2 separate regions of the Homo sapiens genome follow, and region 1 is linked to region 2. Evidence: chromatin loops called from intact Hi-C (ENCODE). Cell type or tissue: A673. All regions are shown on one strand. Links, peaks and the distances in the headings refer to the core of each region. The heading gives the core; the rest is flanking DNA.

Region 1 (10,407 bases), core at 1,702-9,701, 51 kb before region 2:
AGATTATGAAATGTCTTAAACATTGTGCAACAAGCTTAAGCCGGGTAATATGAGCAATCAGAAATCATTATAGGTTTATGAACAGACAGAATCAGAAAGAAGATGGTGAAGTCAACATTAGGCAGACTTTGGTTGTGGTGGAATGCAAACTGGATTAGCAGAGGGAGATAATGGCAGTCAAGAGGCTCGTTGGAGAGCTTTTCAGCTGTTTAGATGTGTTACCACAAGAAACTGGACTAGAGTGGCAGCAGGAAAACAGCAAAGAAGAGATGGATATGCACCATTTTGATGGAAGAACCTACGGTATCTGCTAGCAGGAAAGGGAAGGATGAAAATTACACAAAGATGATTCTAGGGTTTCTAACCTGAAATAGAATGATAGTGCAAGTAATAGAAGTAGGAAGACTTTTGAGGAGTCTCGTGATAAAATGGTACTGAAAATAGGGGTAATTATTTTAGGGCAATGTAGAGGTCAAGAAGAGCTTAAGAAAATATAGGAGATACTACAGCATGTTTGGATCATGACCGGAATGATTTAGTAAGAAGGAAAAGCCAATAATGTAAGAAAGGCGATTGCAGGAGCAAAGACTTTAAGGAATAAAAAGGACAAAATTGTTTGTTTCTCAGGGAAGTATAAAAGAAGGTCATCATCTGACATTGAGATGGAAGAAAGGGTGTGGAAAATCAAAGAGAAAGAGGAAAATGTAAACAGACATCTTTAAAGGAGAGGACAAATGAATTAACTAGGGAAATGTAGTAGGGTCACCTACTGGTGCTGACAGCTTACTTGAGGTTAGTGGTTATGCCTTTGAAAAGAGGCTGGCCAGCACAGTTGCGTGATTTTCTCTAGTTCTTATGTAGGTGTGCAGTTTAGGTAGAGAGGTAGCCGGTTGGGTATTTTCTTGACCATTCTGGTAGAAAGAGAGAGAGGGAGTCATGGGGATTGATGATTATATAAGAGAACTTTATGGTGATTGACCATTTAATCTACACTGAGAAGGAGACAAAATCAGGGAGTCAGTGATATGGAGAGTAGAGGGGAGGTTCTAGTGGGATTGAAGAATTAATGGAGTGAGATAGCTAAGGAAGCAAGTAGAAATGAATACTTGAAGAGAAAGTTATTATTGGTTGTAATGAGGGTTAGAAATTACTATGGATGATGTAGTTGATTGAAGAGGGGTGAAGAACAACATCACTGGGGGTGGGAGGTCAGATAGGTGAGTCAGGATGGAGTGCCTCTACCAATGATGAAGATGCCAAGGAATAGTAGCAGGGAAGAGACATGGAGCCAGAGGTTCTGCAGGTAAATGCCACACCTCCGTGTGGCTGGTGATAACCTAATTGCTTATGCTTCAAGTGGAGAAAGTTTTATTTTTTAAAGGGGAAAAGGAAGAATGATCTTTAAGTAGCAGTGAGAACAAAGAGGATACCTATGCCCCTTCCAGGATTTATGGAATGTGGGAGATAAAGCCATTCCCATTTGAGAAGACTTCAAGGGAAAAAGAGTAATCAGGTACTACCTAGGTTTCAATTTACACAAGAAGGTGAAGGGAACATCCAGATGGAAGAATGAGGGCAGAAAGAATTTTGTTGATAAGCTCTAGAAGGCACAGAATGGGATTTGGGAGGGAGGCTTGTACAGGGCATGGGTGATTTTGCAAAGCCAGGAGGGGTTAAGAGTGCAGTGATGATGGATGACCTGGCGAATTTAGACTTGCTCTCGAATCTCTTACAGGAAGGTGAATAGTCTAGTTAAAGCCTCCTTTTAGGGACTCTTCTTTGAGTAGTTTATAGTATTAAGGGTGTGCAGTGGTGGGGATAGGGCAAGCAGAATGGTATTCTTGGCAGAGCATAATGAGAAAACATGGGTCTCCATTTCTGTGTTTTTGGTGGTGATGCTGAAAATGAATTCGAAATGTTGCTATAACATTTTTTAAAACGTGTGGAAGTCATTGCAGGCCATTTCAATGTTATAGACTTATGGAGAATACTGGAAATTTCTGGGCATTGAAAAAGTTCCTGTGTATTACTTATGTTTGTTTAAAAGGAGTTGGTCCTCAATTTTACTCAGTGTTTTCTTTTCTAAAATACTTGAACATATCACCATAAAATCAGTTTGTTAAAAATATAAAGGAAATAGGATACTGGATAACAGTCAGCCGTGGCTTAGTGCAGAATAGTTTGTCAGAGTGATCTGTATTTTCTAAGGAAGAAGTCTGATAAAGGGAATGACCTGCAAGTTATCCCACCTTGATCTTAACAAAGTTTATGCTTCCGTGCCTTACTACTTATTCATCAGTGATTTGGGATATGTTAGACTGAGCACCACAAAAGTTAAATTAGTGCACCATGGGCACATCAGTTTGATGCAGTAGTAAAAGCAGTGCCAGCCTCTATAGCGCCAGCCTCTGCAGCTGCCACAGGTGTGTTCTAGGGGTCTCTCTGGGCTCAGTGGTCATAAGTAATGTCAATACCAAAGGTTTCCATGATGCAGTGAATAAGTTGAACTTTTAAGTTTGCCTATAATTCCAAGTTGGGTACATGGCTTTTAAAAAAATTATTGTAATTCAGTGGTCATAATTCAAGAATTAATCAGAAATGTGAAACCATGCCACATTTGGTGAAGAATATAAAACACCCTGGAAATCATTCATCTGTTTATTTCATCCAGCAAGTATTTATGAAATGCCAGATACATACGTGACACTGTTGTAGTTGTTGAGGATACAGCTCTCATGGAGCTTAACTCCAAAGGGGGACTTGGACTGAAGTCCTGCCACCGGAACTCTAGCATGGAGACACTTTCAGCTGTAGCAAGAAACCTTCTGCCATCCCCTAAGTACAGGGAAGACAGAGGCTCCCAGCTCTGTGCCCACCCACATTTTTATACAGGGCTGAAGGTCCATGGGGAGCCTGGGTGTCATGCACCAAGGGTGTCTCCTAGGTTTCTCAAACTTGAGAGAGCCTGATGGTCACACAGGCAGTAAATACATAAATAAACAAGAAAATAGCATATGGTATGATAAAAGCTTTGGAAAACAGTAACCAGTATGCTGTGATAGAGAATTACTTGGAAAATTGCTGTATTCAGGGACCTCAGGGACATATTCTATGAAGGAAGGGCAGTCCAAACTGAAATCTCAAAGCCCAAAGGAGTTTGCCTTATGATGACCTGAGGAGAGAGAATTCCATATGGACGGAACAGCAACTGCAAAAGCTCTAAGGAGAGAACAAGCTTGGTGTGTTGAAGGACTAGCAAGAAGAAACAGCGTGACCAGAATGGGGGGGAGGGAGGGGTAAGGGCCAGACCACCTGAGCCCTTGTAGAAGATGATGAGATGTATGGATTTTGTGATGAGTACACAGGAAAGCCATTAAAGGATTGTGAGCAAAGGTTTGACATGATTTGTCTTTTAAAAGATGAATATGGTGGAAAAAGAGACTGGTTGGGGTAGGGAGATGTAAGAGTATGAACAGAGCTGGCTGGTAGGGGTTCTTTTAGTAGTTCATGTAAGAGATAATGGGGACTCGTACCTGAGAGCTGGAGATGAAGAGAATTAGGTGCATTCGAGATACCATTGGAAATAGAATTAGCAGGAGTTGTTAATATGGATGTTGAGGGAAAGAGAAATCAAAGAGTACTCTTCGATGTGGAGTTTAAGCAAATTGTAGTGCCCTTTACTAGAGGGAGGACCAGATTTAGGAAGGACCCAGGAGTTTTGGGCAAATTAAATTTGACATCCACATAGAACTATTTGTCACAAGCAATTTTTAAATGTAATTCAGTAACTCATTAAGTAGAATTCATACATACATGCTCTATGGTGTATAATTACAAAGAGATATCCCTGAGAAAAGTCAAATCTCTCCAGAAAAAGTTATAACCTCATCAGGAGTTTGTATAGAAAAATAAGAATAACCTACTTTGCAGTGATTTATCACCAGGCAGAAACTGGCTGAAGAGGTGTCTGTGTTATCCATAAAATGTGTTTTCATCATTGCTGCATCACACATCACATGGGTTAGATTGGTGTAGAATATGTGGAACCTAGTGCTGCTTGCACAGTGAACATTTTGCAAAAGGAGGAAGACACTTAGGGCTTTAGATAATTCTCCTCTGTTTTAGCTGAAAACGTTTGGAGAACGTTGAATGGTTTATGATTTTTGGCTGTTTTGAATTATTTCCTCTATATAGAGAAAAAATAGACAATCAAAAATTGGCGTGTGATACTATACATCATTGTTTTATATTGAGTGGACAAATAAGAACCGTGTTGCATTCATAAGATGGATAAATCAAGGAAGGTTTTGTGGAGGAACTAGGAATTGGGTCCAACTCTGAGAAATTTGTTGATTGGCTCAGCAGAAGGGAAGGAGAGTTTAAGAGCAGCCTTGGATAGAAAAGAGAGGACGGACAGAGAGGTACAGATAGGAAGATACTAAGGAGGCCAAATCAGTGGGCTTCAGTGGCTGATTGACTTTCGGGGATGAAGAAAGGGAAGACTTCCAGATTGTGGGAGGACTATTATCAAGATAAATGCTGGAGAGGAGGTGGTCAGGATAGATTTTGGGAGGATGATAGGATATATTGTGGTGTCATTTATTAGAATGTGAAATACAAGGAGAGCAGCTTTGTGGGAGGTTGGATGAGGTAGGTACTCTGTTTGGTTATGTTTGAGGTATCTATGGAGAATCAAGGGGAGGATGAGAGTTACAGGTCTGGAACTCAGAGAGAGATCTGAGCTGGAGATAAGAATTTATGAGTCACCCTCTGAGGGAGACTGTGGTGTCTAATGACTTTTTGAGTACATAAATGATGTGAGGAGTATGAGCATTTTTAGGAAGATTAATGTGACAGTAATGTGCATAATGGAGGAAAAAAGTGACTGGCAATGTTAACACACCAAGAGTGATACCAAGTGTATCTTATACAAAAGGACCCCGTGCAGGGAAGCTGGCACAGGAAGTGACTCCTCTGTTAGCATGGTAGAAGAAAATCCAAGGGTTGCTACTGTTAGCCAAGTGAAAGTCTAAAACACAATTGCCAGTGCCCATGATATTGAGATGTATAAAATGGAATACATTATTTTAATTAATTGTTAATTGATTGGTTGACTAATTTATACTCCCTTGTTCAAAAAAGCCTTTAAAAGTATCTGACTATAGTAGAGCTGGTCAGACCCACACCTGGAATTAGGGCTAGTTCAGAGTAGAAGCACTGAAATGATTAAGTAATTGGATAGAGAGGTCAAGAAATAGGATTATAGTCATAGACTCTTTCAGTCCAGAAGGTACTCAGCATTCTCTACAAGTACCTTCCGAGGCGACCGCTTTCAGTTTAGAGCTGCTTTAATTGTTGATTCATTCATGCATTTATTCATGTATTCATTCAAAAAGAATGTATTGAGCACATGCCATGTGCCACTACACCTCAGATTCACTAGGGCAAATTTAGTTTGCTTTTACCTGAGGACTATTTTCTAAATGACCTAAATTGCAACACATTTTCAATATACTATGGGAGCTTGCTTTGTTTTTTTGTTTTTATATTTTGATTTTACATTGTATGGCTATGTTCTCTGAAATGAAACTAATTTTTACACAAAGACTTCTGTTTTATAGCCTTTTTTCTTTTCATTTTTAAAAGCGCAGATAACAGTTGCCTCAGATCATTAACTTAATTATCCTGTACTCTAAATTTACTATTTCAGTGCTACCTAAGGAAATGGTAATATCATGAGTTTTTTATTCCATTTTTAGTTTTTTACATTTCACTTATTTCACTTCCTTTTTTTCTTTACACAAGTAAAGCGTACGTGCTAAATTTTATTCTCGATTGTTACCTCGTCCTTGGTCTAGAGGCTGTAGTACAACCCTGTGCTGTGTGTGGCCTAATAAAATGTTGTAAATCTTATGTCATCTGTAATGTTTGTCAGTAAACAAATCTTTAGTATTTAGAAAGAAATATTATGCCATTTTTTATTTATATAACTTTTTTTCTCAAAAGCATTTTGGGTATTTTTTATGTGCGTGGGAGAAAATGCTCACAGAAAACACCCAAGTAAATGTGATCTGGTGGAGCTGGGAGTATTAGCATTCATGCCGCCTTTGAAATAGTGCAACAGAATTTCCTCTTAATGTTCCTGCCACTAGAACCGCTTCATGGAGACACTTTTCAGCTGTAGCAAGAAACCTGCTGCCATTGCATAAGTACAGGGAAGACAGAGGCTCCCAGCTCTGCCCCTACCCGCTGTCCCATACGGAGCTGAAGGTCCATGGGGAGCCTGGGTATCATGCACTGAGGGTGTCTCCTAAGTTTCTCAAACTTGAGAGAGCTTGATGGTCACACAGAGAGCTGGCTTAACTAGGACTAGACTAGGGCTAGGGAAATCTGCATTTCCAGCAAGCCCCAGGAGAAGCTGCTGCTGCCCATTTTCACCACAGTTTGAGTAGAAAAGTTATAGAGTGTTTATGTGAATCGACTTCGCTGCACAGAGAAATGGATTTGTTGTGCTGGTGTCAGAGAACATCATATCTTCAAGTAGTCACTGGACCTAATTTTGATTTCCACTACTTCTTTCATTGTTTTTTTAAAAAAGCATATCTTATACATTGCTTTGCTTCAAATGTTAATACATGGTAATGATTTCATTATGCAATTAAAAAATTTTTTTCTCAAGTAAATGTTAAATTAAAAATGAAATATTTCATATTATACAGGACCTCATGGTAAGGGACAAAACAAACCCTGGGACTCGGATGCTGGAAAAATCATTTGCTTTTAATAGAGTTGATCCTTTTCATAGGTTTACCCATTTGGTCTTTGCTAAACTTTACAAATATGTCTAAAACTTTATGTCTATGGATTTTTTTTGGCAATTATATTGATCTCCTGTATGGCATTAAATGCCATTATTTCAAAATATTTCCTAATATGTTATTGACTGTATTAGAAATAATCATTAATTCACAAAATCAGATATACTGAAAATTAAATTATATGTTCTCCAAAAATATAATTGCTGTTTACTATGAGAGTATTATATAGCAGAGTTAAACTAATAAGACAGTCGTTACAAATTATCACCACTGTAATTGTTCCATTGGAGGGAGGATGGAAATGGGTGGGTTTTGTACATTTTATAAGGTTTATGAAGTTTAAGGGAAAGGATTTTGGGGAAAGCTCTTGGCCTTTCCAAACTGCTGTTAATATACTCATTGATAGTGGAATATATGACCTTTGATGGCACTTGGGAAGCTAAAGGAAAAATCAGCTGGGACCTTGATGATAACGAGGTCCCTGACCCACCCGGAAGGTGAGGTTAAATGTGTTTTCCTTTGGTCAAGGGAAGGGAATTCCAGATCCTTTGCTCATGTCAGGAAAAACCTTTGTGGGGGCCAGGACTTAGTGTTTTAAACTTGATAAGTCTTACTAGTTTAACTCTGCTAATATTTGACCCCTCCCCCCCCCCCAAAAAAAAACAAAAAAAGATAACCTCTCAAACTGATTCTCTTACTCGTCCTGAAACCAAGCATTCTGTATTGCAAGGGCCATGCCCTCTTTGCTTCAGGACTTTCATGTGTACAGATTCCTAAATTTTAAGTTACACAGCTGCTTCATCAAACTTACTCATCATAGATTCTAGTTTTCTTAGGCTAGTTACATCTGAAAGTGGTATTATGCTTGTGAATGTGTTGCTTTAGCTCATATAATTTGTTTAAAAAGTTTATTTTAGAGGAATCCAGTTAACACTGCTTATCAAGTTTAGAAACACTAAGTCCTGGCCCCCTCGAAGGTTTTTCCTGACATGAGCAGAGGATCTGGAATTCCCTTCCCTTGACCAAAGGAAAACACGTTTAACCTCACCTTCTGCGTGGGTCAGGGATCTCATTATCATCAAGGTCCCAGCTGATTTTTCCTTTAGCTTCCCAAGTGCCATCAAAGGTACTTGTTTATAAGGCAGTAAGACCATTATGCAACTTTAAATTTTATCCCACTCTGTTTGTAAAGACAATCACAAATTGACAATATTCTTTGTCTTTTCTTTTTTGGAGCATATATACAGAAGCACACACACATATACATATTCGTGTGTATGTATATGTATATCTGTAAACACAGATATGTAAAGTGACTTTAAAATACAAGTACATGTGTTTCATTTTAAATTCTAGCGATGTCATTGGGAAAGAAAGTGTAGACAAAGTTACATATTTTTGTAAGTAGTGTACTTTTATTTACGTTGACAGTTAATATTTAAAAATTTTTTGTTACAGATACAAATTTTGGGGAGAATTGTCCTTAGAAACATGTTTTAAATCGTTGTTCTGATGTCTTGATAACTGGTACCAGGAAAATAAAAGGGTTACCAAAAGGCAGAAACCAGTTTCAAATTATCTGGGAAATAAAAACAGGAAACTCAGGGAACTTGGCCTGAGACCAGTTGGAGAGGAGCAGTTGTTGGTTGAATAATTATACCTGCATTTTAACTGTTGGAAGTCATACAGCGACCTTCTGGTTGTTGTGATTTCTTGTGCCCGTCAAAAAAAAAAAAAAAAAAGGAAGTCACGATTAAATATCTTATGTCCAGTTACCAACAGGAGTGTGAGTGTAAAGGAGCCTCTTTATTCCTACACATTAGGTTACAAAAAGGATTGGTATAAAAAACAAATTTTCCAGTTGACATTTAGAGTGATACTTTCTATACAGTCATCTGTAAACAGCATAATAATGTTCTATACCATTCATTCATGGATTTTTTTTCACCTTCTTCTTTGCTTTAACTCTTAACTCTGAGCTTTGAAGCCATCTCTTCTGTCCAAAGATGTGCCTAGTTCAAGCACTTTTCTGTCCTCTTTCCATACCTAATCCCAGGTTGGTTAAAGGAGCACCAGAAGTTGTAGGTGAGCAGGTTTTGCTACATCTGGGCTTTATTTCAGGATTAAATAGAATGTACTTACTATGTGTTTTTAAAAGAGACTTATTGTTAATATTGCAAGGACAAAAACAACCTGACAGGTTGAGCCAGATAAATGGTGTTCTTGAGGGCCGTGCCTAAAACTTCACCAACCCAGGATGCCTAAAAAATGTTGGTCTAATGACTGACCTTAGCAGGGTGACATGTTCACTGCTGGGGTAGCCCTGAGCACTCCTGCGCGTGTTTGTGGTTTCTGACTTGGCTGTAGGTGACCTCTCAGTTTTTCCCAGGGCTCGGCGTGTGCTCTGTAACACAGAGCTGCTGAGTTGCTGCTTTGCCCAGCTGTGTCCGGCTAAGCCCTGGCCCCCACAAAGGTTTTTCCTGACATGAGAAAGGATCTGGAATCCCAGCCCGGGAGGCCTTCTGAGCTGCTGGCAAAGGATGCTGTGAGTGGAGACCACTCCCCATGGCAGAGCTCCCTTCCCTCTAAGGGGAGCTGGAGCTGTCCCTTCTGTGTCCACAGGGGTTCTCCGCCTCCTGCAGAGCGGAGCTGCAGCCCCAGGCTTGTCTCCATCAACCAGAGGGTTTGCATAAGCAGGAGCTGTCAGGCAATTAAAACCTCGTTAGTTAGTGTAATTAGTATTCCAAGACCATGATCTGGGATTTTGGACAACTCAACCAAGCTGGACAGTTTATATCCTGCTTATGAGAAGAAAAAAAAAAAGTCTGTGCAAGGGAAGTTCAAGAAAGAGTCTGGGAGCATAACCACTTTAGCATAAACTCACAGACAGTCAAAAAAGTGATCATTTCAAATGTTCTTATAATTTTATCACTATAGGTAAGGAATCTCTATTAGACACTGTGTTTTTTCTACTCTCCTGTCTTGCCAGTATTATATATTTACTAGTATCTTGATTAAGAGATCCTCAGAGGGGAAAAAAAAAAAGCTCTTTTAAATAAAGAGAGTTTTAATTAAAAAAGAAAATAATTTGCTAATGGGAGGAAGCAGGGCTGAATGCATACCATCATACGTAAAAATATACCACTAAGCAAAGCCCTACTTTCCTCCAGTTCTTGTTGAAGGTTAATAGAGCTAACCTTACATGAAAATTGTAAAGATTGCCAAATTTGTCTTTTTCCCACTATGCCCTCCCTATTCTTTTAGTTTTTTTCCACCTCAGAAGCCCAGCATCATCTTTCTCTCGTTTCCACCAGTAACTATAATCTAGGAAAAATTTTAAATTTAAATTTACCCTTTTTGATTGGTTGTACCCTAGAGTGTTACCTCTGCCAGCATCCCCACATTTTAATCTTAATTGTGAAATTCATATTGAATTCAATCCAGAAAGAAGGAGCAAGGATTTCTGCAGTCAATGATACCCCTTCCTGACTGAGCCCTGCTCACTTGGGGAGGATTGTCCTGGGGCTGGCCCATTGCATAGGGGCATTTGAGATGAATATGGAAAGGACCTCGCCCTAAGAAGTCTAGT
Region 2 (10,407 bases), core at 1,008-9,007:
ACAGTCTTTCTACCAAACAATGAAAACCAAATTTAAGAAAAACCATACAGTAATATGCCAGCTTTAAATCCAAACTGAGAAATCAAGGACCTCAAAAAGCACATATACATATGGAACAACAGATGACAATTTTTTCTTATCCCTCCCTTCCCTCCTGAAAACTCAATAGGACAGGAGGGATTTTCTTATTCCTCTGTTCTGGAACATCTGTCTGCTTCTGAGAAATGGAACGAGCAGCAGGATCAAGAATCCTTTAGTGCTCTGTGTGCTCAAATGCTTATCCTTCCGTGGTAGAGCTTTCCAAAGTTTGTCAACTCTTATCTCCAGAGCTACAGCCCATAACTCTGCGGTTTGAAGCCTTTAGGAGGGTGTTGGGAGGTGGGAGGATCACGCAAGAGTCAGAGGCTGTCAACACAGTGCGCATCAACCCAACCTGACAAATATGTCAAAGCCAGAAACTTCCTGAGGGTGGCTTGGAACTGTCAGGGTCATGTTCAGAGCTCAGAAAGCACTTCTTTTTTTCTTCTTGGAGACAGTTTTAAGTTTTTTTAGGCCATCAAATAATATTTCCTGTAGATCCATGTGCTTTTTACCATTGTGCTAGGCAATTAAGTTGCTTATATCATGCCTACTCAAGCTAACCAGTTTTAACTATCCCTGCATATGCATTTTCAAAGGGACTTTATCTAATTAAGAGTGTTGTAATTCATTATCATGTCCATCTGTTCTAAGATAGTGTCTCAGAGAAGATGGCACTTAACAGTTTGGGTTTTTTTTTTTTAAGATTGATCTGTTAGTAGACAAATTTCCATAATTCAGTTCATTTTTGTTGTTGTCGTTCCCTTTAATTTGAATAATTTCTCCAGCTGCTTTTTGGGAGTAAATAAAATTAAGTTATATAATAAGTAAAATATGCATTAGCACAGCACAGATTTAAAACATTCCTGACTCCTGACATACTATTATGGTAGCATTCTCTCTGTTTTTAAACACATGCAGAAAAAAATTTGGAAGTGTATTTGAAGCTCATCTTTCTCAACTAAGAAAAGAACATCTATTCTGTTGCCCTCTGTCACAGTAATTTTTGGCCCAAAAGAGCGAGTCAACTCATGACTAAAAAAGCCAGAGTCTATATTAAACTCTGATGTTTTTAAAACAAAATAATTGTAGGAATTCCATGTTATTATTGGACCTATCCCCAGATTGAAGAAAATATGCTTTCCTAGAAGTAAAGCCATTGCCCATTGGAAATGAACTGTCTCCCTAGTAGAGTGTTTGATTTGTCAATAATTCTCTTCAGATGCGTGCGTGCTGTGTTTCCTGTACTAGGGCCTTAGGCTTTTTTTATCTCACCTTAAATTTGACCTAGTGTCTAGCCTTATTTTGTATTTGTCTTAGTCCCGAAAACAAGCAGGGAAGGCTCTCAGTCAGTGGCTTCCAGTTTAATCCGAGTGGTCATGGATATCACCAGACACTGTATATGTGGCCCTCCGAGTCGGACTGAGAGAAGGTAACTTAACTGAATTCCGTAAGCCTTTCAGTAAAGTTGAAAGCGGAATCCACAGCGTGATAATATTGAAACTCAGAGGTCTCTCCATACCCTCTTTTGCTATGTCATCATCATGGCACATGCAAACAGAACAGCTCTGCAAAAATGCTTTGTGAAATTACTTGCATAGCTAATAAGCAAGTCTAAAATGTAAAAGCCCTACCTGTAATGAAAATACCAAAAGCAACCCAAATCACGGAATATATTTTACTCTTCATGTACACCTTTACATTGGATATGGCTTATTGGGTTCCCCATCATTGTAGTTGCAACAGTTTGCAGATAATTCAGGGTTATATTTGGTAGACATTTAATTGCTAATTAGAACCCAGGAGGTAGAGACAGCTGGTTTCTCTTGGCCTTGGTCAGTCTGTTGTGAATGTATTATACAGCAAGTGGTTTGTAAATTATTCTTTCCTGACTTTGCTTTTGATTGAAAAGAAAGGAAGTTATATGTCATGGCTCTTATGATAATATGATCAGGGACTTTGATTTCCATAGCTAGATCATGAAGAGTTTTAATGATAATTCCTAAGACATTAGATTGTGGATTCTTTGAGGGCAAGGACCCACCCTATATATTTCATTCTCATCAGTACCTAGCACGGGTAAGTAATGAATGCTTTTAACTAAATTAGATAGACAATTAGTCTGCAGCAAAAGTCCTAGCATCAAAACCCCATAGTGTTCTTGGATTGTTCAGGGAGCAGATATTTTGAGCATTTGTCATGTGCCAGGCATTGGGCTACCCAGCAGGAATAAAATATAGTCGCTGATGTCTAAGAGCATATATTATAAAGGGAAGGCAAATATGTATAAGTCATTGTAGTTTAAAGTGTTGTGTGCTTTGGTAGTAGAAGTGTGCAAAAAACACAAAGTTAGCAAAGCAAACACATGCTAATTCCTATTTGGAGAACGGTCAGATTTGACTTTTGAACTGAGTCTTTAAGAATGAGTCAGAGTTCACAAGATGGAGAAAGAGAGAAGGGCATTCTAGGCTGTTGTTGATTTTTCGACTTGTAATGTGTCTTGCAGCTTAAAACATTAACACTAATCCCACCTACCTTTATGATTCAAGAAAAAGGGAATTCATGACAATGTTGGGTTTTCTTGAGATAACCACTCCATTGCAAGACTGCATTACTTGTTTAAGGTGTTTTGTTACTTTCCTGTTTCTTACAAGTGAAGACGCTTCTTAGTATGGTAGGCAAGGCCCCATATTACTCAGCCCTGACCTCCCTCTCTGGCCATGACTCCTGCCAGTACCCCCATAATAACCCCAGTCCTCCTCTCAGTACATAGTGTACTTCTGGTGGGCTAACCTATTAGTTTAAACTTAACACACTGTATTCTTTCTTGCCTTTGTAAATTTAGTGTGTTCTTTCCTCTATCTGGAATGCCTTCCCTCTGTGCCCACTCCCCCACATTTGATGGTCATTTCACAAACTGCCACTCACACCCCTCACCACCACCACACACAAACACACACACACACATACAGCATCAGCTGTTTATCTTTGTGCTGCTAGTTAGAGAAGGCATCATGGAAGAAGTGATCGTCAGGAATGAACCGAGGTCTCTGAGGCATGATGGGGGGCTTCAGGGTAGAAGATGCAGAGTAGCTCTGACTTTTCTCTAGCTGCTCTTAACAGCTTGAGTATCAGCACAGAGGAAGTCAAAGGGTTGAATCACAGTTTGCAGTTAGTAGTTCTTGGGGCTGAATTTTACCCCAAGACATGTTTTCTTTAATGTGCCCCTTTTTTTCTATTTTTAAATTAGTCACTGATATTTAAAAACTGGCATACTTCACGTAAAAATCTGGCTTCTCTTGAGTACATGGAAGGTATGCCCTCATTGAGTTTACCCTTTGGCATGGAATGAGTAGTGATGCCCTGTTAGAGGTCACAGACCTTCTTGAGGTGTCTAGAGTCCCCCTCTACTCTTCTAGGATTCCTGCCTGATTCAGGTTTGCCATCTCTGGGATTAAGTAAGTTGGGTTTGGGAGACAGATACAGAAGGAGGATAAAGAGGCAGGAAAGGTAAAGGCGTTAGGAAGATGGTGGTTCAAGTGAAACACCGTGGGTTTTGGGCTCCGTTGTTAAAGAGGTACAGTCAGGAGGAGGTTCAGGCCGCAGAGAAAAGGAAACGATCTGGGGAGTAGATGTCTCAGTGACTTTGAAGTGTCAGTGTGGTAGAGCATGGGCCAGGGAGAACTGGAAGGATGGACCATTGTGATCAGCAGATAGGATGTGTGACTTCAGAGAGTTCAGAGAGCTGTGGCTGCAGGACTGAGTCACCGAAGTAGAGGGGGCAACAAGGGTCACTGGATTCCAAAAGATCAAGTGAGGCCAGAGTATTGAAAATACTTTGTCCACATAGACTCTCAAGCCTCTCAGATTATAATCATATAAAACAGCTAACAGGTGTTGTGTGCTTCTGTGTTCCAGGCACTATCCTGGGTGCTTTTCATCAGTTCGTTTAATCCACATAGCAGTCATATGATATGTGGGTACTTTAATCATCCCCACTGTACATAGGCTACAATTGAGGCTTAGAGAGATTACTTAACTTACTCAAGGTCACATAGTTCCTAAGCGGCCAGAACTTGAACCTAAGACTGTGTTGTTGCCAAAGTGCATTCCCCAAACCTCTGCCCTCTAAAGCGTTGGATAGGAGACAGAGTCACCGGAAGGGAAGGTTTGCATGAGAGAGGAAAGCAACCATGTGCAAGTAGCCAGTGGTCAACTTGGAGAATGCTGACCTCCCTTCCATCCCAGGTGAATAAGTGAGTAGGATGTGGGGATTCTCAGTCTCACTGGAGATGGCTATAAGGAAATAGAATCTTTAGGGGAGAGCCAGGTAAATGTTAGAAACAAATTCGAGTGGTGCATTGTGTGATATGTTCGGAGGATGGGGGAGTTTGTCTGCAGAGGAAAGTTTGGAGGAAGCAGGGGAGTCAGTTGGAAGGGATGAGTCCCAGAGCAGTGCTCTCTGGGGATGTGCATTCCTTGGAGGATGAGAGACAATACGGTCTTTCACTTTGCACTGATGACAAGGATGAGAGGCTGGGAATTGACTGCCCAAAGGAATCCAAGTGGATGCATGCTTAAAGTCATCTGTTTCAGCACTAGCTCAGGCCCCAGATGGTTCTGGCGGCCTGAAGGAGTGTTAGCAGCCAGGCAATGGAGGCTTTGCTCAGATTTTCAAGTAGAAGGTTAGTCCAGACATCGTTGGTGTTTGTTCTTTGTGTGCTCTGGGGAGAGGATTTAATAGTCAACCTCCCATTGTGTTCTCATTTGTGGTTATATATAAAAGCTTCCCTAAACTAAATTCCCTAAACTTAGGGCCAGAACCCTGTGTATCCCCAGCCGCAATCCAGCTTAGTACCTGCTGCATGTACACACTCGGTAAACAGCTACAAAATCATTACGTGTTCATAAACAAGCTGATTCATTGTTCCAAAGCATCTATTTTCTGAGGCAGTTGGAAATTCCACTCTGAAGTGGGAATAACCTATGTTGCTAAACTAAAACTTATTCTCCACTTCCCAGCCCAGTTCTCCTTTCCACAGCGTGATGTGCCAGTTTCCCTTCCTCCTTTTCCAAACTAGTCCTTCATGCAGCTCTCACTCCCATCCTGTCTTACTCTCTAAAGCCATCCTACCAGCCGTGAAAGCAGATGCCATTGTCTTCCCCTAGACCTACGGAAGTGAAGGCAGGGAGCCTTCCGTTCCTGGGACTTGGCCAGCTCTCGATGTGTGATATCGGATTGTTGAGCTGGACTGAGTGGCCCAGGATTTCTGCCAGATCCCAGCTGTAACATTTCAACAGGGGCACGGGCCCTGCGATTACTTTCAGCTGTGTTTCTGCTGTGTCTGTCTCCACCCCCCCACCACCCACCGCTGGGGTTGAGTCCCTTCAAAACTAACCCTGATTTTTTTTTTTTTTAGCCACTCACGTCAAGGTAGTAATTTGTGAAAGATGCCGTTGTTTTCTCCCCACCACACCTACTTTCTGTGGGGCAGAGTCCTAGAAGATAATTGTTAAATTCTTATAGGAACCACGTAGACTTACAACTTCTGTTCTCCTGCAGCTTATACCACTTTCCTTTCAACTTAGCACCTTAAGATAAGCTTCCGGAGCCACATGCCAGCCTCGAGGAGGAAGCTAGGAAGAGAAGAGCTTAATGGCTGCTTTATTATTATTACCAGTAGTAGGAAGGCAAGGGAATATTTTATTTTATTTTTATTTATTTTATAAATTTTTTATTTCCATAGGTTTTTGGGAAACAGGTAGTATTTGGTTACATAAGTTCTTTAGCGGTGATTTGTGAGATTTTGGGGCACCCATCACCTGAACAGTATACACTGAACCCAAACCTAATTGTCTTTAACTTATACCTTCCCTACATGTGAGCATGTCCTTTGATTCCTCCCCCCAGAAAAAAACAAAGCGTAAAACAACAACAACGAAAGGCAGAGTGATTTTTTCTGGTGGTCTTCAAAGGGAAAGTGTTGAAGAAGGTACAGTTTCTGCTCACTGTACACAGGGGAGGGATGGCTGCGGGGGGAGAGTGTGATCCCCAGGGCAGGGCTGCACTTGCTGTGGCTACAGCACATCTGTCAGTGTTAGGGGGTGTAAATGCCAGGAAATCACGCAGGAATAAGCTTGAGACAGGGGAGAAAGGGTGAAGGAGGGTTAGTTATTCATACACAGATAGTAGTAAATCTCTTATGGTGAGGCACGAGGAAAACTGTGAGCCTAAGGAACTTTCATAGGGAGGAGTGCTGTTTTCCATAAGAAGGGTTGGACCCTCAGATAGGAAACCTGTTTCTTTTTGGATATTTTATTTGCAGCCTTTAAAAAAAAAAAAACTTACACATTCCTGGAAAGAGTAAGAAATTTAATCAGTAGAAAGATAGTACATCGAATTTAATTAAAGTTGCAGCTACTTTTTATAGAATAGCACTGTGTTTTATATGTCATTATAATTTCCATTCCCGACAAGCTATTTCATTAACACACTGTGTAGAATCCTAGTAACACAAGGGCTTTGCCCTTTTTGCTCCTCATTTATCCTTGTTTCCTGACTAAAGGGCGACCTCCCACCCACCTGTAAGTAGTTTTTAATTTATAGGCGGTCATGTCTCCACTTTTGAAGGCCTCAAGCACTCACTTCCGGTGTGTAGTAGATCCAGTATTGAAAGAAATCTTTTCCAGAAGACCTCACTGACTTGTTTTCCTCTAGGATACGGGCAGAGGAAGATCAGAGTCTGCTGGGGAAGATGAGGAATATGATGGCTTGCTGCTTCCGAGCTGCCTCCTCTGCAGAAGGAGCCTACTATGGGGAATGTTAGGATAACATCAGCACCCACACCAGGAGGATACCTCTGGGGTGACGGGGCGAGGCAGAGGTTGAGGGGCATTCCTGTTCTTTGCTGAAAGGGCTGTGGGAGGGGCAAACAGGACTCCTAGCCCTGTGGCCTCCTCCAGGAATCTCCTGTAGGTTATCTTCCTTTAAGGTTTTTCTGGTCATTGTAGTAAAACAAACTGTTGACCCTTGCGCTTAGTTATGTAGGGTCTGAAACATGCCTAGTGGTAGGGAGACAACAGCATCTAGCATGTTGTTTCTTTTCCGGCCTTGCTTAGAGTTCTTTAGTAGGGAAAAAAAAGTTATATAATTATTATGCCCCCACGAAAAACAAAACGTCACCAGTGCAAAGGCCCTATCTTGAGCTGGGCCTGAAGGTTGAGGTGCTTGGAGAGGAGGAGGATCAGGGGAGTAAGGGACACAAGGTGACTGATGTTCCTGAAGGACAGGGTGCAGGTGAGTGAGAAGAGGATGAGCTGAGGTCAGTTTGCAGCAGTGACGGGAATGGGAATGGCAGTGATAGAATCAAAGGATTTTATATTTAGAGAAGAGTTTATTATGATCCACCTGTCTCACTTTATGGATGAGAAAACAGTCTGCAAGAGTTTAAGTAGCTTGCTAGCAGTCACACATTTTTCTTCTTTGGGTGACAGTATTGGATAAATTGGTAATATTTCTGTTCTTTTCTTCCCTCGTGGTATCTCTCACTTTTAAGCAATGGTATTCAGGCAGGAAGGAGTCTTTGTAAGTGATCTAAAACAAGTACTAGTAATCATTGTTCTCATTATAATGTTAAAACTAGTTGTACTTGTTTTTTGCTTTTTTGTTTTTTTTTAGTGGAAAGTACAAATTAAACTGTGACCACCCAGGCTTTGCGCATCTAGGCACAAAGTTCTTGGAAAGTGGATTGCAAATTCCCATCAGCAGACTCTCCTGGAGAGCCTATTATATGGGCAGATTCTGGAGCCGCTCCCCAAACCTGCAGAAAAACAATGTTTGAGTGGGTACCCTGGCATCTGCATTTTAAACACATTCCATAGTCTTTCCTTCCACATACTAATTTTGAAAAGCACTGTACCTAGAAGCTTGCAGTCTAAAATGTATAAAAATAAAAAATATAAAACAATACATGGTCTAACCCCTGACTTAGTATCCATGAAAAAGTTTATTTCAGATTATTGGTTGGGTACCTTTATCATTTTTTTACTATTATTTATAAGACAAGTAAGACATGCCCCCTGCACTAGAGGAATTCACAGGAGAAACAGTCTGATTTTGATTTAGTATGATGGGCCGATGCACTTCAAGAGTTACTACCGTTACGTACTGTTGCAAGTCAGAGGAGGGAAAATTAATCCTGTTTGTTTTTTGACCAGAGAAGGTCTTACAGGGTAGATGGTCTTAAGGTTGTGGGGAATTCACCAGGGGCAAGGGAGAGGCAGGGATTTGAGGCTGGGTGGACATGAGCTGTGGCTGGAGTGATAAGGGGTGGTGGCAGGTGATTGAGTGACATCAGATCATCATTGTTGCTGGAGTGTAGGGTGTGTGCAGGAACCAGTAGAATATGGAAACTAATAACAGGTAGAGGCAGACTTAGGAGCACCTTGCAAGCTATGCCCAGGAGCTCGGACTCTGACCTTCTGGCCTGCCTGGGATTGTCTGTGAAGTCCAGGAAGCAAAGGACATGAAGGGAAAGCTTAAATGTGTACTCACCGCCCTTCAGTCAGCAGAACCTCCTAAGGGGGTGAGTGCCCTCTAGGGGTTTCCATGATTTCTGAGTTCCATTGTACTCAGGCACTCAGGTGCCCACTGAGCTTGAATCCATTACCTACTTGAGAAAAAAAAAAGACAGCTTTACCAAGTCCCACCTGGCTGCAGCTGTGGTTACATTATGCAAAAATTTATTAATGTGGTACCTCGATTGATCATTATATTAACTCTAAGGATTACATTAGAGGCTTTATTTTTCTGGTTACTTGCAAATACAGGTTGCATCTTCTTTGAAGTTAAAAAGCCCTTAGCCCACATATTGTATGATTCCATTTATATGAACTATCCAGAATTGGCAAGTCCATAGAGACAGAACATAAATTAGTGGTTGCTAAGGGCCGGAGATCAGGGGAAAGGGAGTGACTGCTAGTGAGTACAGGATTTCTTTTTGAGATGATGAAAATGTTCTGAAATTAGGTACTAGTGATGGTTATACAACCTTGTGAGTATAAAACCACTGAATTGTGTACTTTAAAAGGGTGAATACTTATCGTAAGTGAATTATATCTCAATAAAGCTGTTTTGTTTCATTTTTTAAAACCTTAGCACTTCTGCTCAAGGTCATGCAAATAGCTCTGCCTGGGGTGGCCTTTATGAATTCACAGTAGAGAAATCTCAGTGCTCTCCTCACTTTCTTTTGTGTTTTTGTTTTGTTGTGTTACTGTTATTCCTGTCTTGTTCCTCTGCAGTTCACTTCCACTTAAGAAACATTTATATGACTAGACATGATAGGTACTAGAAGAGCTTATGTTAAGGTGAGTCCTCAAGTTACCACAAAATAGAGAAAGAGGGTGCTGTAAGAAAAGTGTGGTGTTTGGGGGTTCAGAGAAGAAGCTGTTATCCGAGGTTGGCCTAGAAAGACAACTGGGCATAAGGGCTGGATGAGGAATGTGCAGAGGCCATTAGGGCAGGCAGTGCAGAGACAGCAAAGTGCGGACTTATTTGGAGAAAAGAGCATGACCGTAGCAATGGAAAATGAAGGGAAATACTGGGAAACAGAATTGAGAAAGGGTTATATGGACTTCAGAGTGTTGAATGCTAGGCTGAGAAAGTGATACATAAAATGAGGAGTAATGGAAGATAAATTTTGACTGCAGAAGTTTGGGAACTGAGCCTTAGGATGGGTGTAGCATGGTTTGGGAGAGACAGAGACGTGGGCAGGGGGAGATTGGACTAGAACTGGAAATTGGGGAGAGGGCTTCAGAAATGAGGGGTAAGTGTTGAAATCAGCTCACTGCAGCTTTTCTCATGAAATGCTGTTTGCTCTGCCCCTTTTGTGTTCTCCTTTCCTTTGCTTGCTCCTTATCCAGAGATGGGGATAAAGGGAGGGAAAGATTAGGGAGGACAAAAAGAATTAAAATGAAGAGAAAGAATGTGGTGAGGACGGTACAGGTTGCATGCGTCAGTTCTTCTGTAGTTCAGCATTTCCTGTTCATGACTCAGTAGAGGAAAATCTAGTCTCTTCTAGTGGAAAACACAGAGAACAGGAAACCCTATTTAAAATCAGGTCACTTGACTAAGCTGTGTAACTCCTGTTCCCATCGGTGAAAGGGAAGAATACCTCCTGCAGTGTGTGTTAACCAGAGAATCTAGAATAATCTTACTGAAGAATTTTTTAAAACTACATGGGACTCATATCATTTGTAGATATAACAGACTTCCTGGGCAAATATGGGTCATGATGGGGTCCCCTTTTGTTACCTGACAGAGTGAATGTA

Evidence for each region. Peaks named below come from ENCODE experiments on the same cell type or tissue, not always from the same donor. Only the 100,000 strongest peaks of a DNase experiment are listed, where the experiment ranks them.
Region 1: a loop joins it to region 2, with 3 times the contacts of the local background. A loop is called at or near these places in 13 of 110 quality-filtered maps.

What each region holds. Positions count from the first base shown.
Region 1 is chr2:36,399,162-36,409,568 of GRCh38, forward strand. All of the region lies in intron 2 of CRIM1 (cysteine rich transmembrane BMP regulator 1), which reads left to right. Among named protein-coding and RNA genes, the nearest start is that of CRIM1, 49 kb to the left of the region's middle. In A673, for the core only: no CTCF peak of the experiment used is centred there; DNase peaks (open chromatin) are centred at 4,800 and 5,350; H3K4me3 peaks cover 664 bases.
Region 2 is chr2:36,451,348-36,461,754 of GRCh38, forward strand. All of the region lies in intron 4 of CRIM1 (cysteine rich transmembrane BMP regulator 1), which reads left to right. Among named protein-coding and RNA genes, the nearest start is that of CRIM1, 100 kb to the left of the region's middle. RefSeq lists an enhancer at 7,251-7,930 and silencers at 9,419-9,713, 9,839-10,133. In A673, for the core only: a CTCF peak has its summit at 8,698 (motif pointing left); DNase peaks (open chromatin) are centred at 2,094, 5,344 and 8,664; H3K4me3 peaks cover 1,115 bases; H3K27ac peaks cover 5,337 bases.